Linked DNA regions of Homo sapiens: region 2 is linked to region 1. A link is an interaction called in ENCODE POLR2A ChIA-PET data of the cell type or tissue named here. Cell type or tissue: HCT116. All regions are shown on one strand.

Evidence for each region. ChIA-PET counts read pairs that join two places held together with the same protein. Peaks named below come from ENCODE experiments on the same cell type or tissue, not always from the same donor. Only the 100,000 strongest peaks of a DNase experiment are listed, where the experiment ranks them.
Region 2: POLR2A ChIA-PET joins it to region 1 with 5 read pairs; 10 of 35 experiments call an interaction of 5 or more read pairs at or near these places.

What each region holds. Positions count from the first base shown.
Region 1 is chr19:32,962,762-32,966,761 of GRCh38, reverse strand. CEP89 (centrosomal protein 89) reads left to right here. Exons shown (of 19, transcript NM_032816.5): 2 at 296-402. It also overlaps the pseudogene RPL31P60. Among named protein-coding and RNA genes, the nearest start is that of CEP89, 7.2 kb to the left of the region's middle. In HCT116, no CTCF peak of the experiment used is centred here; no DNase peak of the experiment used is centred here.
Region 2 is chr19:33,092,629-33,096,628 of GRCh38, reverse strand. GPATCH1 (G-patch domain containing 1) reads right to left here. Exons shown (of 20, transcript NM_018025.3): 4 at 3,110-3,270; 5 at 2,360-2,457; 6 at 809-867; 7 at 183-422. Among named protein-coding and RNA genes, the nearest start is that of GPATCH1, 13 kb to the right of the region's middle. In HCT116, no CTCF peak of the experiment used is centred here; no DNase peak of the experiment used is centred here; H3K27ac peaks cover 367 bases.

The sequences.
Region 1 (4,000 bases):
CTGTGGGACACATGGAAGAGCTAGAGGGTGACTCTTGGGGACAGCCAGGGAAGCTCTGAGGAGGGAAGGACAAGAGGGCCACACAATGAGCAGCTATCATGATGCTCCTTGGCTGTGTGCACTTGTCTGGCCTGATGGGGACTGGGGATGGCAGGGGAGGAGTGGGCTTCTGATGGGTTTGGATCCATGGGTGGCCAGTGCAGGTGTCCCCTTGCAGGCCCAGGGAGAGTGGTGACAAGACTCAGGTGATCCAGTGACCCAACCCAGTGACTTCTGTTGGATTTCATTTGTGCAGAAACACATCATCCATGGCCTTTTACCTGCAGCCAGCGTTGCTCCGAAGGCAGCTGTGCCACGCACACCTCCTCCCCGCAGCCCCAACCCATCTCCAGAGAGACCAAGGTGAGTATCAGATGAGCAGGCACTGAGGTCACCCCTGTGCTCAGCCTCCAAGTACTGGATCCTGGAACTGCTCAAACTGCCCAGAAAAGTATAAGTAGGGTGGTTAGAATCATGTCCTTCAAAATGTTTACCACGATTCCATAATGATGCAATTAATATGGTGTCTCTGAGGATAATGGACTGACTTGAGGTCTCTCCTTTTCAGGTGCATGAACTTCTCACATTTCATGATTGAATGCAATGAGTATTTAAAAAAAAATGTAAAGCATTAAAGCCCAAGTATTCAGGTTAACAGGGAATTTTGAATTATACACATAATTTTCTTTCTTTTTTTTTTCCTTCGAAACGGAGTCTTGTTCTGTTGCCCAGGCTGGAGTGCAGTGGCGCAATCTTGGCTCACTGCAGCCTCCACCTCCCAGGTTCAAGCAATTCTCCTGCCTCAGCCTCCGGAGTAGCTGGGATTACAGGCACATGCCACCACGCCTAGCTAATTTTTGTATTTTTAGTAGAGATGGGGCTTCACCATGTTGGCCAGACTGGTCTCAAACTCCTGACCTCTTTCTTAATCCGCCTGCCTTGGCCTCTGAAAGTGCTGGGATTACAGGCATCAACCTCCGCACCCAGCCCATTTTCTTTTTTTTTTTTAATTATTAATTTTTTTTTCAAGGCAAGATCTTGCTCTGTTGCCCAGGCTGGAGTGCAGTGGTGCAATCATGGCTCACTGCAGCCTCCACCTCCCAGGCTCAATCAGTTCTCCCATCTCAGCCCGCCGGGTAGCTGGGACTACAGGCATGTACCACCATGCCCAACTAATTTTTCTATTTTTTATAGAGATAGGGTTTTGCCATGTTTCCCAGGCTGAAATCCTGGGCTCAAGCAATCCACCTGCCTCTGCCTCCCAAAGTGCCTGGGATTACAGACGTGAGCCACTGTGCCTGGCCAAAACAAAAAGTTTTTTCGAGATATGGTCTCATTCTGTTGCCCAGGCTGGAGTGCATTGGTGCGAACGTGACTCACTGCAGCCTCAACCCCCTAGCATCAAGCGATCCTCCTGTCTCAGCGTCCTGAGTAGCTGGGACTACAGGTACACACCACCATGCCTGGCTAATTTTTTAAATTTTCTGCAGAGATGGAGGTCTCACTATGTTGCCCAAGTTGGTCTTGAACTCCTAGGGTAAACTGATCCTGGGAGGCTGAGGCAGGAGAATTGCTTGTGCCCAGGAGTTTAAGATCAGCCTGGGCAACATAGCAAATCCTTATCTATAGCAAAAATCAAAAGAAAATAAATTATCTGAGCATGATGGTGCATGTCTGCAATCCCAGATACTCGGGAGGCTAAGGCTGGAAGATCACTTGAGCCCAAGAGGAAAAGGCTGCGGTGAGCTATGATCATGTCACTGCACTGCAGCCTGAGCAACAGTGAGGCTGTTGTGAGTGAGGCCCTGCCTCTAAAAAAGTTTATTTTAAAAAGATAATTAATAGGGTAGCTCCTGAAAAAGAAAAAAAGATAATAAATATATCTATCATTCTGACAAGGGTCCTCATGCTCCTTTGTAATTCCTTCCCCCTGCCCCTCTCTGCCACCTTTCATGCTCCTGTTCATCCCCAGGCAACCTCTCATCTCCTTTCTCACACTATGGATTAGCTTGTATTTTCTAGAATTTTATATAAGTGGAGTTACATAAAATACACTGCCTTCCTTCACTCAGCATGATTATTCTGATTAACGCGTGTTCCGAAAGTCAATAATTCATCCTTTTCCTTACTGAGTAGTATTTCATTATATGAATATGCCACAGTTTGTTTATCCATTCTCCTGTTGATGGATATTTAGTTTGTTTCTAATTTTTGGTTACTAGAAAAAGGCTGCTGTAAACATTTACACACTGGCTGAGTGTGGTGGCTCATGCCTATAATCCCAGCAATTTGGGAGGCTAAGGCAGGCAGATCACCTGAGCTTAGTAGTTTGAGACCAGCCTGGTCAACACGGTGAAAACCTATCTCCACTAAAAATACAAAAATTAGCTGGGTGTGGTGGTGCACTCCTGTAGTCCCAGCTACTGGGGAGGCTGAGGCACGAGAATCGCCTGAACCTGGAGGCAGAGGTTGCAGTGAGCCCAGATCGCACCACTGTACTCTAGCCTGGGCAACAAAGCGAGACTTATATCTCAAAAAAAAAAAAATGTATACACAAATGTTTGGATACATACTTTCATTTCTCGGGTAAATATCTATAACTGGGCCTTATACTAGGCAGGTATTTAATTTATTAAGGAACTGTCAAACTATTTTCCAAGGTCATTGTCCCATTTATGTTCCCACCAACAGTATATGAGTCCAGTTGCTTCATATTCTCACCAACACTTGGTTTGGTCAGAGTGTGTGTGTGTGTGTGTGTGTGTGTGTGTGTGTGTGTGTTCATGTGCATGCGTGTGAGTGCGTGTGTGTGTGTGTGTGTGTGTGTGTGGTCTTTTATAACTTGGACAGTCAGTGGTTAGTTTTCATCCACATTGACTGTAGGTTTTTGAAAGTGGTGACAGTTGCATAGCTAACCAATGTACAGAGCTTGTTTGATCAATCTTCATCTTCATTACGCTTTCTGGACAGTGGTACACAGATAGGGTGAGGGATATTCCTTACTCCTTTGTCTGAGACAGCTTTGTTGAGCCCGGCATCAATGCACACATCTCGAGTTCCTAGCTCTTTCATGGAAAATTTCCAGATCTCTTTGTGTATGCCAGGGGCAGTGTCTTAAAGCACACTCCATAGGTGTGCTCATGAGTGCTGATAGTGTGCTTTCTGGTCACAACCTTGTTGACGACAGAACAACCCTTCTTATTGCCCTCCTTTGTGGAATCCATTCTCATAGGCCCAGTTTAGAATAAAAGAGCACAAGGGGTTGTCTTGGTCAGTTTTTAAAATTTTGGACATTTCATGAGCGTGTACTAGTATTTCATTGTGGTTATTTTTGTTTTTTTGTTTTTGAGATGGAGTCTGTTATTTTTGATCAGAGTCTCATTCTGTCACCCAGGCTGGAGTGCAGTGGAACGATTTCAGCTCACTTCAACCTCCGCCTCCTGGATTCAAGCGATTCTCATGCTTCAGCCTCCTAAGTAGCTGGGATTACAGGCATGCACCACCACACCCGGCTAATTTTTGTATTTTTAGTAGAGATGTGGTTTTGCCATGTTGGCCAGGCTGATCTCAAACTCCTGACCTTAAGTGATCCACCCGCCTCGGCCTCCCAAAGTGCTGGGATTACAGGCGTGAGCTACCGCGCCTGGTCTTATTTTGCATTTCTCTAATGGCTAATGGTATTGAGCATTTTTTTCATGTGCTTATTTGTCATCTTTATATCTTTTTTAGTAAAGCATCTGTTCACATCTTTTGCCCATTTATAAAAATTGGGCATTCCTTGTTGGTCACAAGTCCTGTTGCAGATCTAAGAACCATCTTGGGAAGGCCGTTGGACTCAGGATCATGTTCAGTTGGAGGCAATGACATTTTTCATCCAGGAGACGTAAGCAGAGACCTGGGTGAAGACTGTGGGTTTCCTGGAGACATCACAGCCCTGGCTTGTTTTCCATTATTGCATCCT
Region 2 (4,000 bases), 130 kb before region 1:
TAATAATGAAATGGCAAAGTCACCATTTTAAAAATGCATTTTAAGAAAGAATCTTTGACCTGATTCCACTTGAGGATTAGGGGGAAAAAAAAAGAAAATAAAGAACCTCTAAAAAGAAGAAAGAAAGAAAGTAGACTCATTTATCAATGACTCCCCCTTTATAAAATAGAAAATAATTTTACCTGGCCTGAAATTCCCAATTTTCTTCCTTTATTCAGTCCAATTTCTCCAAGATCGCCAGCTCTCTCAGAACCACCACTGAAAAGATTAAAATGTTCTCCCGAAGTTCCAAACAGTGCCTGGTGGGGATCCAGGCCCTTGTAAGCTAGACCATGCACATTATCTTTAGGTGTGAAATCCACAGGTGTGACATCTTTGGGTGCAAAGGTCACATTATCAGGCAAGTAGTCATCATCTTCACCCTATTTCCGTTTAAAGTGGAATTAAGGTGAGTCACTGAAGGATGCAAAGTAAACCCACAAAATACTAATTGAAAACGCAGTGATTAATGCCACACAGAACAATTAGCAAACTTTCATTGGTGCTGTTATAAATGACTAAATCACTTTCTGGCACAAAGGATGCTAACACCAACTCCATTTTATGAAGCTGAACAGACCTGGGTATCTGTGGTGCTGGCATGTTGCTGAATATGTATGCTGATATAATGAGGATAGCTTTAGGGTATGAGTATTTAACTGTATAGTTATTGGATCTGATTTCTAAAATTGTCTCCAACCAAATTTCACAGTCATACAGAAACAGGTGCTGTTGTACCAAAGTGAAGGTCAGTCACACCATGCAATACCTCAGATCCTTCCGAGCTTCCAGGGGGTAATGCACAGCCATAGATTTTGACTCCAGGATCTAGAAAAGAGATTTCAAATGCAATAGTCATGAGTGACTACAAATAGAAAACCCCGACCAGGCCGGGCGCGGTGGATCACACCTGTAATCCCAGCACTCTGGGAGGCTGAGGTGAGAGGATCGCTTGAGCCCAGGAGTTCAAGACCAGCCTGGGTAACATAGTGAGATTCCGCCTCCACAAAAAATTTAAAAAAAAAAAGGCTGGGCGCAGCGGCTCATGCCTGTAATCCCAGTACTTTGGGAGGCTGAGGCGGGGTGGATCACAAGGTCGGGAGTTGGAGACCAGCCTGACCAACATGGAGAAACCCCGTCTCTACAAAAAATACAAAAAAAATAGCCAGGCATGGTGGCGCAAGCCTGTAATCCCAGCTACTCAGGAGGCTGAGGCAGGAGAATCGCTTGAACCGGGAAGCAGAGGTTGCAGTGAGCCGAGATCGCGCATTGTACTTCAGCCTGGGCAACAAGAGCGAAACTCCATCTCAAAAAAAAAAAAAAAAAAAAAAACCTCACTGATAACTCTTCAGAGGTACATGGGTACATTTATAAAATGTGCTACAGCATTACGGTGAGAGGAAGATAACTGGGAATTGTTTTAGAAACAGGGTCTCGCCCTGTCACCCAGGCTGAAGTACAGTGGCATGATCATAGCTCACTGTAGCCTCAACCTTCTGGACTAAAGCCATCCTCCCACCTCACTCTCCTGAGTCGTAGCTGGGACTACAGGTGCGCTCCACCACACCTGGCTAATTTTGGTATATTTGGTAGAGGCAGGGTTTCACCGTGTTGCCCAGGCTGGTCTCAAACACCTGGGCTCAAAGATAATCTCACCTCAGCATCCCAAAGTGCCAGGATTATGGGTATGAGTCACTGCACCCAGCCAGGAATCATTTTCTACCAGCACCTGCCCTACCTAGCAGTAATGTGCTCAATGAGTAACCAATACTGCCCCACAGCATAAGGAACCCAAAAGAAATGACTGTTACCCTCAAAGAGTCACTTACAGTCTGGCTGGGGAGACTCAGGGCAAGAAATAAGGAACAAGTAATAATGTTAAACTGTGACAGCTTGGGGGAGGGTAGGAAACATGAACTCTCACATGCTGCTGGCAGAAGCATAAACTAGCACAGCCTTTCTGGAAGCTGTCATGCATTACACATAAAAAGCCTTAGAAGACACACATACCACTGGGCCCAGCTATTTCGTTTATTGGAATTTGCTCAGGCAATCCTCAGCCTGGGCCTGGGCAACATGGCAAAACCCCGTCTCTACAAAAAATACAAAAAATTAGCCTGGCGCAGTGGCACATGCCTGTGGTCCCAGCTACTTGCGGGGCTAACGTGGAAGGATCACTTGAGCCCGGGAGGTCAAGGCTGCAGTATGCCGGGATCGCACCACTGCACTCCAGCCTGGGCGACAGAGCAAGACCCTGTCTCAAAAAAAAAAAAAAAGTACGCTGCAGCAGTGATAACAGTTAATCAATTAACATACACACCAGGTTTCTGTCGGCGTGGCCGTCTCTTTACTCGAGGACCAACTCCTTGTCCTTCTTTCCAACCCATTTTTCTTAGCAATTCGAAACCAACAGATAATCTAGGATAGCAAGGCATTGAAAATGAACTTTTCAAAATAACATTAACAAAGAATATGAAATAAGCGGCTTCTGAGTTCCTGCTCAGTTCCTAGGCCTGTCTTGCCTGGGCCCTTGCCCTCACCCACATTACATCTGGCGTGACCCTGCCATTCCAGCCACAGCAGGCTGCACTGGGGTGCACACCTGAACTGGGGAAGTCAATCAGATGACCTTTCTCCTGGGCCTTTACGATGGGATCACAGGGACTCTAGACAGTCTTTGCTAAGCATGTGGCCTGGGAATCCCTGAAGGTCTAAGGCTGCCATATCAGGCCACAAGCCCAGGAGCACAAGGAGATACACAGAAAGTGAGGGTAGAAGGAGGCAGACAGAGGCGAGGCTATAAGGTCTGGAGGGGTGGTGGGAGAAGTCACTGTAATTCCTAACAGCTCTCCAGCCTCTGAGAGCCCCAGCAGCACAGCTAGTGGCTGGAGTTCTTAATCTCTCCGTGCAATGACAGTGCAAGATCCTTTACGCAAAACCCCCTTTTTCACTTAGACTTTGAGCCTAAGAAGGCTTGTCTCACTTGCAATCAAACTATCCCTCAGCAAGAGAATCACACATATGCAAAACACCGGTGCTAAGATCATGACAGTCAGAAGGAAATGCTCACTTTGCTGGCGTTATGAGGTCATCAAGGAGGGTGGCTCCAGGAATAGGGGCAGTAGCAGCGGCCAACTGCCTAGCCTTTTCTCGTATTCTGTCTTTGGTTTTGGAGGCAAAATCGTCTGTGGTGACAATCGCTTTAGGTGCTATCCCAAATTCACTAAGATCCTTCAAAAAAATTCAAACAGAATTACATTATTTGGAAAGTGACTATACACAATACATCACATAGTTTTATTTCTGTTAAAAAAAAAAAGTTAAAACTACAAAATTTAGTTCTGGATCAGCAGAGTGACAGACATACACACTGACTTTATTTTTTATTTATTTATTTTTTTGAGACAGAGTTTCTCTCTTGTTGCCCAGGCCGGAGTGCAGTGGTGCAATCTGGGCTCACTGCAACCTCCGCCTCCCGGGTTCAAGTGATTCTCCTGCCTCAGCCTCCCAAGTAGCTGGGATTACAGGCACACACCACCATGCCTGGCTAGCTGTTTGTTTTTAGTATAGATGGGGTTTCACTATGTTGGTCAGGCTGGTCTCGAACTCCTGACCTCAGGTGATCCACCCGCCTCAGCCTCCCAAAGTGCTGGGATTACAGGCATGAGCCACCGTGCCCCGCCTCACACTGACTTTAGAACCTCATCCTCACACAAGGTAAAGCCAGTGGCCAAGGGCAGGGCATGATAGTCGCTGCTCATTAGGGCCACCCCGAGCATGACCAAGCTGGGAAGACAGGAAGTAATGGCCGTGTTCTTCTCGACAGTATCTCAAAGGTCAGCGTGAAAGAGACAAAGCCTGGAGTTCCAGCCAGCAAGCATTCACAAGTGTGAGTGCCAGGCCTAGAGTCAGGTGCCTTTGCCTTTACTGGAGCAGATGTTGCTGGCTGCCTGTCCAACCA